Linked DNA regions of Homo sapiens: region 1 is linked to region 2. The links are chromatin loops, found by intact Hi-C in ENCODE. Cell type or tissue: breast epithelium. All regions are shown on one strand. Links, peaks and the distances in the headings refer to the core of each region. The heading gives the core; the rest is flanking DNA. Region 1 holds the start of CCDC68 (coiled-coil domain containing 68). Region 2 has its middle 52 kb from the start of CCDC68.

Evidence for each region. Hi-C counts contacts between places; a loop is a spot of excess contacts. Peaks named below come from ENCODE experiments on the same cell type or tissue, not always from the same donor. Only the 100,000 strongest peaks of a DNase experiment are listed, where the experiment ranks them.
Region 1: it touches region 2 in a loop (18-fold over the local background); 1 of 110 quality-filtered maps calls a loop at or near these places.

Annotation. Positions count from the first base shown.
Region 1 is chr18:54,958,826-54,963,223 of GRCh38, reverse strand. CCDC68 (coiled-coil domain containing 68) reads left to right here and starts at 3,763. Exons shown (of 12, transcript NM_025214.3): 1 at 3,763-3,888. In breast epithelium, for the core only: no CTCF peak of the experiment used is centred there; no DNase peak of the experiment used is centred there; H3K4me3 peaks cover 675 bases.
Region 2 is chr18:55,009,124-55,013,521 of GRCh38, reverse strand. No RefSeq gene overlaps it. Among named protein-coding and RNA genes, the nearest start is that of CCDC68, 52 kb to the right of the region's middle. In breast epithelium, for the core only: no CTCF peak of the experiment used is centred there; no DNase peak of the experiment used is centred there.

The DNA.
Region 1 (4,398 bases), core at 108-4,107, 50 kb after region 2:
AAATGACAGTAAAATTTGCATTTAAAATTGCACTAAATATATGTATGTGTGTATAGACACACACATGTATTTTAAATGCAAATTTAAAATAATATTAAAATAAAATAATTTTAATACATTTTAAATGCAAATTTTAAATAAAATAAAATTGCACTAAGTACACGCACACGTGTGTGCGCGCACACACACACACAACTTTCCCTTTCAGCAAATAATCCCTGAACAGAAATAAACAAGAGCGATTTCAAATATGAGCCTGGGTCCAAATGCCACAAGCCACAGGCTCTGAATGTCACAAGGCAGGGTGTTAGATTTACAATTAGACCCTCTTTGAACGTGGGTGACAATTCACAGTGTTCTTCAGGAGAGGAGACTGCATCTGCTGCTTTCTTCTGCACCCTCAATCCCTCCTCTTTTTAGTGGAGTGAGTAGGAGAACGGATTTATTCAACGAGGGCACTCTGGGTGGTTTGGGGATGCTTTAGTCCCCGGGACCTAATCTCTATCAGACCCAACCAAAGCCATTCCGAAAATTATGTAATAGCAATACTTTTTCTTAATGTGGATAATCTTAAAAGTGTAAAGATATACAGCTCTAGGAAAATTTTAAATGGTTTGTACATATGCTGTCATAAAAATAATAATCAAAGGCAGTAGCTGTAAGAGAAATCCATAAACATCAATCCCTGCCTCATCCCTAATCCCCCAATATCCAACCTCTGAGAAACACCACTGGAGTTTTAAATTAATAATAGTTTATAGATTCTCCTGAGCTTCCCTGTGGAGGTTGCTAATATATTGTAACTCCACACTCTCATGAATCCTGAGTTTACTCTGCTCCCCTCCACAAAAGTTTTATTAAAGTTACTGAGAAAATAGTCTATTTGCAGAACTATGAAATAAAACTATGATTTCATTCTAATTAGAATGACCACTTTCACTTAAAGTCTCTCCTCTCCCGCCCAGAAACGTACACAAGAATCTCAGCTTCATCTCTGACCTTGTCGCTTTCTTCTGGGATATTGTCTTAGTTCCAGGGGCTATAACAAAATAACATAGACTGGTATTAACTGGCTTCAACCACAGTTATTTATTTCTCACAGTTCTGGAGGTTGGGCAGTCCAAGATCAAGGCACCCAGAGATGTGGTGTCTGTGGAGGCCTGCTTCCTGGTTTGCAGATGGCTGCTTTCTTGCTGTGTTATCACATGACAGATATCTCTTCTCTCTCTCTCCCTCTCTTTATTTGAGACAGAGTCTCACTCTGTTACCCAGGCTGGAGGGCAGTGGTACACTGTCAGCTCACTACAGCCTCTACCTCCCAGGCTGAAGTGATCCTTTCGCCTCAGCCTCCTGAGTAGCTGGGACTACAGGAGTGCACCACCATGCTCAGCTAATTTTTGTATATTTTGTAGAGATGAGGTTTTGCCATATTGCCCAGGCTGGTTTCAAACTCCTGGGCTCAAGCGATTCACCTGCCTTGGCCTCCCAAAGAGATGGAACTATAGGCATGAGTCACTATTCCCAGCCTTTTGTCTCTTCTTAGAAGGGCACTAAAACCCACTCATGAGGGCTCTACCTTCATGACCTAATTACTTCCCGAAGACCCCACTTTCACCACCACGTTGGGGATTAGGATTTCATTATATAAACTTTTAGGGGGGAACACAAATCATTCAGTCCATAGCAGATATGGTGAGTCTTAGGTATGAAATGTTTTCCTTTAACTCTTACTTTTCTAACTTTGTTAAAAATAGTTGAAAGATAGAAAATGAGTTAGCTCTGCAGTTCTGGAGTACTCACTGGTACTTCACCGCATCCTGTGTTTACCCAGCTCAACCCAAGCTAATGGAGAAGTAGATTTCCTTCTCCAGGAAGGGTCAAGGCCAGGAAGAGAGGTGGACAGGTCTCAGAAAGCAGGCAGTGTCAAATGCTGAGCAAAAGCCAAGCTCAGAAGGAGGAAATGTGGTGTTTATGGAACCAACTTGCAAATGCAAACATGAGCAAACCAAAGCAATGTAACAAATGATCCTCAACAGCTGGGTTTCTTCAATGCTGAAACTTGTAATAAACATCCATGGCTATCTTTGGAACACGATTTGTCTGTAAACATACATACATCTATTTACTAGAACCACAAGGATTAGTTAACAAAAAAATTACCTAAGAACCATCAACTTTCACTTCTCCAATTGGGTCACAATCTACAAGTTAATCTGCTAGGAAAAAAAAAAAATAACATTCCTCTCTAACTGTGGTGGGAATCAGTAATCATAGGATTCCCAGGAAGATTCTGAAAAGCCCTTGGATATTGAAGGATTTGGGTTGCAGTTTTCTCAATCTGTTAGATGTTGAGGGGGGGCGGAGGAAATACACCTTTTTTTTTTCCCCACAATCCTAAAAGTTTATGAACTTTCAGAGAGACACAGGAGCCAACCTGAAAGAGTTCCCAGTGGTCAAAGCTGGAACCATTTGAGCAACAAAATTAATAATGTAGTATTGAATTCTAGCCCAAAGTATAAAATAAATATACATGGGTCCATACTGACATAACAAATACTGACATAAATGATTGAATAAACAAGAGAGATGGAACAAATCTTCCTTACAGAATCATTCTAAATAATAACATATAGATACTCCCTGCTCTGGGATGGAGTTTAATCTTGCCCTCATCTTGAGTGTCAGCTGAATTGAGTCATGCCATTCATGCCATTCAGAGTAGAGTGTATGGAAAGAGAAAAACAGCTTTGCAGTAGAGAAACCTGGCAGACACAACCTTAACTATGGGATCAAGGTCAAGTCACCAGTGATAAGTCACCTGGCCATCGTGCCATCGTCCCTGAGAGGATGCAGTGGGGAAGGCACTTCATCTCTGAGTCTTTCCTCCCCCCAGTCTCATCATGAGAAAAAAACAGTAGACAATACCCACATGAGTGGGTGTCGAGGTACCCCCACAAAACTATACCTTACCAGAATACTTCATCACAATACTTTACTAGAATTCTTTACAGCTGTCAAAGTCAAGAAAAGACAGAGAAACTGTCATGGATTAGAGGAGACAAAGGGCACAGGATGCTAAATGCAGTGTGGTATCCTGGCTGGGATCCTGAAAGGGAAAGGCGTTAGCCAAAAAGCTAGTGACAGCTACATCAAGTCTGGAGTAGTGTTAATAGTGGCAGATCAATGTTAATGTCTTTTAAAAAATATTTTTAGTAGAAATGAGGTCTCGCTATGTTGCCCAGGCTGGTCTCGAACTCCTGAGCTCAAGCGATCCTCCCGCCTGCCTTGGCCTCTCAAAATGCTGAGATTACCAAGGCGTGAGCCACCGCACCTGGCCCAATGTGAATTTCTTAGTTTTGACAAATGTGCCACAGTTATGGAAGCTGTAGGCATTAGGAGACACCGACTGAGGGGTATATAGACGACTCTCTCTACTATCTTTGCAACTTTTTTTAAGTTCCAAAAGAAAGTTTTTTAAAAAAACAACAAAATTGCACTTGTACTCCATAAATTTATACTAAAAACAATAAAATCAAAAATTATTTAAAAAACAAAAACAAAAGTTTATAAACTTAGGGTGCAAATAGAACCTTCTTGAAAAGCAGCGGCCGATCCCCTCCCCCCACCCGCCTGTACAGCACCCTAGCGAGGGGCGTGAGGGGCAGAGCCTGGCTCTCCAGCGCTGGGCGTACGCGTCCTGCCGCGACTCCTCCCCGGGGCCTCACCGGCGCCGGACTCTGCCCTGGGCGCGCCCCGCGGGGCGGAGCCAAGCCTGCGGGCGGTGGCGGCTGCACTCGCAGGGCCCTGGCAGCCGACCCTGGCCCCAAGGTCCGATCGCCCAGGGGAGGAGCAGCACCGGGACCCCGCGTCGGCTGGGCGCCCCACAAGGTAGGCGAGTCTGGCCACCTTCGGGCCCGGTCCCTGCGGCGCGCCCCCGCATCCCCTCCATGTGTGTGGGTGTCCAGGTGCCTTTCCAGCGGCTTCCCCAGTGGAGTTCCTGGCATCAAGGACATTTCCTGTAAAAGGGTCCTTGTTGAAGAGGTAATCCTCCCTGGAAACCTCGGTTCTGGGCTCGAATTTCCTGGGCGAGAAGTTTCTTCCCCATTGGGAAGAGCTGCTTTTCCGCAGAGAGGAACCCCTACTTAGTCCGGCGCACACCTGATTATTTATTTAGGTTGTTGTTATACAATCCGTTTGTCAGGGGTCCCCGCGATTTCTGCCTGCTAATTTCAGAGGCTATGGAGAAAAGTCCTGCGGTAAACGCCCTGACCTAGGAACTCCAGCGTGGTGGCTTTGACAGGTCACTGCGCTCGCATTTTTTAAAGAGCAGAGATGAATGAAGGTGGCTGTCTTCATTCATTTGTGCGGGCTTCTGCAGCCGCAGGTGTAGTAAAAAGA
Region 2 (4,398 bases), core at 123-4,122:
TGTTTCTGATAACAACACTGCAGGAACAAAAAAGTGTGGGCCTCTTCAGGTGACTAATTTGAAGGGGATTAAAAAAAACTGAACAAAATCTGAAGTTGTTAACAATCGAAGGCTTTTCTTGAGCATTACACCTTGTTCCTTTCAGCTTTTTGTGTTATCCAATCAGTGGATGACTCTTCTAGTCTAGGCCAAATTCCAGGACTTACAAATATAAACAGTAAAGCAGAACTATCACACCAAAGATGGAGATCAGTACATTATTCTACAATGCTGTCATTCTCGATCTTCAGAGTGTTAAACATCACTTAGGTATTACCCACATCGGTTCAGCCCCTGACTTAAAATAATCTTTTCCCCCAAATTCAAGCTATTTTACAGGGAGGCAGATACAATGGAAGCTGTTTAAAATGTGGGGGTTTTGTTTAGGCCATTTTTTTTTTTTTGAGACGGAGTCTTGCACCGTTGCCCAGGCTGGAGTGCAGTGGCACAATCTTGGCTCACTGCAAGCTCCGCCTCCTGGGCTCATGCCATTCTCCTGCCTCAGCCTCCTGAGTAGCTGGGACTACAGGCGCCCGCCACCACGCCCGGCTAATTTTTTGTACGTTCAGTAGAGATGGGGTTTCACCGTGTTAGCCAGGATGGTCTCGATCTCCTGACCTCGTGATCCGCCCTCCTTGGCCTCCCAAAGTGCTAGGATTACAGGCGTGAGCCACCACGCCCGGCCTGTTTAGGCCTTTTTTTTATTACCTCTCTGAAACATAAATGATTGACTTCTATGAAAGCCAATCATTGACTCATGACTTTGCATGACGTGAGGTCAACAGACACCTCTACAACTTAGTGGCCACATTGAAGTAAACAAGCACACTGTTAAATAAGAAAGATTTCCTAAGGGAACTTTGCAATCATTACATTCTCTGCTTGTTGCAACATCCAATATTCATCATGGGAAAATCTCTCATATTCCTTGTATTATTAATACAATACCATGATTTGTTAACAATATATTTTTATGTTTGTAGGAAAGGAAAAAAATCATTTACTGTACAATAAATGTGAATGGGCTTCAAGCCTAGAAAGGGAAATTTGACCAAAAGTCTCCCAGGTTTCAGGGCTTCTTCAACTTTAATGTGAATAAGAATCACCTGAGCTCCTTGCCGAACTGGCAATTGTGACTCACGAGGTTTGGGTGGAGTTTAGTTTAGCATTTCTACCACAGCTCCGCAGAACGCTGATGCTGCTGGTCTTAGGGCAGCACTTTGAGTAACAAAGATCTCAGAAAACATTCCTTTGCAAAGAGCCTATATTAAAAGTAAATAATTAAACAATCTCCCAATTGCAACCTAGACACATGCTTGCTGTGATTCACGACGTTCTGAAGAGTTCAGTTCTGGAAGTCATTAGGAAACACTGCAGCAACGTACTTTTTTCCATGTGTCTAGTGCATGCAATCAATTAGTGGTGAATTCAAACAGGCATTGTCTGATTGGTGTGTGGCTTGGAGACAGGCTTTGTAGTTATTTCGGGTGTGAATGTGTTTAGTTTTTAAAACAATAAGCAGCAGGGTATATGGTTTGAGCATCCTAAAACTCAGGGGCATATGGTACCTTTGGGTGAGGACATAAATTTTCAACTTGAGGAAAAGAAGGAACTTGATGAGTTTAATTAAGAAAGTTGTTAAAAGTAAGAACCTTGTCACATATTTTGCTTTGATGTTAATTCTTCAACAAAAACAGACTTGGACATGATGAAGAGCAAGGTGGTTACAAAAGTAACACAAAACATGAAATCAAGGAACTCTCATTAGTGAGGCCATCAGGATTTTATCTCTATTTGCTGTTATCATTTACCCTGAAATATACCATGTTTGAGCATGATATACAAGGTCTAGATCTTGGTGTCTTAAAATGTTTTCTTTTCTTTCTTTCTTTCTTTTTTTCTTTTTTGAGGCACTGTCTCCCTCTATCTCTGGAATGCAGTGGTGTAATCACGGCTCACTGCAGTCTTGACTTCCCAAGCTCAAATGATCCTCCTGTCTCAGCCTCCTGAGTATCTGTGACCACTGGTGTGCACCACCACAACTGGCTAAGTTTTTTTTATTTTTGTAGAGACAAGGTATATTAGTCCGTTTTCGTATTGCTATAAAGAACTTTCCGAGACTGGGTAATTTATAAAAGAAAGAGGTTTAATTGACTCACAGTTCAGCATGGCTGGGTTGGCCTCAGGAAATACACATGGTGGAAGGTGAAGGAGAAGCAAGGCACTTTCTTCAAAAGGCGGCAGGAAGCAGAAGTGCTGAAGAAAGAGGGAAACCATCAGATCTCGTGAGAATTCACTCACTATCACGAAACGAGAACAGCGTGGAGGAAACTGCCCCTGTGATTCAATTACCTCCACCTAGTCTCTCCCTTGACATGTGCGGATTATGAGGATTACAATTCAGGATGAGATTTAGGTGGGGACAAAAAGCCTAACCATATAATGTGGTCTCACCACATTGCCCAGGCTAGTCTCTAACTCCTGGGCTCAAGTAATCCTCTTGCCTTGGCCTCTCAAATTGCTAGGATTACAGGTGTGAGCCACTGTGGCTGGTCCTAAAAATGTTTTCTAATTAATCCAATTAATCCTTAATTATCATCTAAAAGAACTGTACATATAGGCTACCATGGCTTCTCTGGAAACACAGATGCAAGAAAGCCTGCTGGGCATACACTACTGTGTAGAATCAGATCAGAGAGATGGTTTTGAAGGGTGTTTGGAGAAAAGTCACATATCAGCCTGTAAAAAGAGTAAAGAGTTTTTTTGTTTTCAATGTAGAGGTGAAAGTTATTGCAAATTTCTACTTACACACATTTTCTAAAGTTGTTCAGATTGACAAAGAAGTGGAGTTGCATTTTGTACAGTCATTGAAGGACGGATCTCGTGTATTGTAAACCTCATAGATTAGTCCAATTTATGTTTTGTGGAACACCAGTCATACAAGGTATTTTGAAAATATGAGTCCCATTTTCAAGTATATTTAGGAAATATTACAGACATGTTTCTCATGGAAAGTTATGGTGTACTATAGCCAGGTAAAGGCTCTGAGACATCCTGTGATATAGAAACTTGTATTTATCCTTTTTCCTCATAGTGGTAAATTTCAACATTTTTGAAACAGAAGGTGCCGATCAAGCTCTTTATATATCAATAGTGATGTGACCAAATATCTTGCTCCTGCTTATTGTTTGACTCTAGGTATGCAATTAAACTTAAGATGCCAATTTCTCCTTCCCCAAGGATTTTTGCAGATAACTTTAGTGAGAAGAAAGATGGGTAGGAAATGCCATAAAATTCCAAGATAATCCCAAATCTATAATACAGTGGTAATTTCCAATCTCTGGCATATGGTTACAAAACTTTGATCTCTTGTGGATGTCCTATTTGATCCTTTAGATAGAAACCCCTCAGATGAGTGCAGGATCGGGAACCTGATATAATACTTCCTATAAAGATGCAATGAATACTCTTATTGATTGATTGATTGACTAAAAATGTTTGTAGAGTAGCCTTAAATTATGATTACCATAGGCCTTGAACTATGCTGGGTGCTTTGGAGAACACAAATGGCAAATTTACTGACCTTGAAGAATTGTCTGCACAGAGTCTCAAGATAGCCTCCCTTGAAAAGCTAAATAAAAATAAAGACCATGTATATCTAATAACATACGCATAGTACAGACATTTTGGACAGTGGATTTTGAGAGGAAAAGAATGTTGCAAGCTTCTGGAGGGCGAGATTATTTCTGTTTCCTTTGCTAGCCCTTAAATCCTGGCATAGAGTTTTATTGAACTACGTTGGATTATATTGACTGGACTGAGTAGTCAAAAAAAAAAAAAAAAAAAAAAGCTCCCTAGAGGACTGTGGGCTTGAGAACAGTCTCATCTGCTGTATCTGTGGGTTCAAAAGATTTTCTTTTGATTTAGGTTATACTAGTAGTTTCATGGCAAAAGGAATTGGCGTGAGGACAAGCAGGAAGATTAGGTGTCTTTTATATAAGAGGATCTCAAAGCTACACGTAGCAGAGCTACATATTCAACTAACAAGCTTAACTGGCAGGAGATATGGGAGCACTCTTTCAAGAAAGGTGTTACACCTCCCACAATTCAAAGATGCCTCTTAATGGCAAATAAATCCAATGAATAATTTCTCTTTGTGCAAAATGAAAGGAAGAACTCAGAGCTATTTTTGCTCTCTTCCTCAAATAAGGATTATACACAGCATCCACTTCTATATAATTGCCAGTCTTATTGACCTTAAGACTATTGGCTGGCTGGGTGCAGTGGCTCATGCCTGTAATCCCAACACTTTGGGAGGCCGAGGTGGGTGGATCACAAGTTCAGGAGTTCAAGACCAGC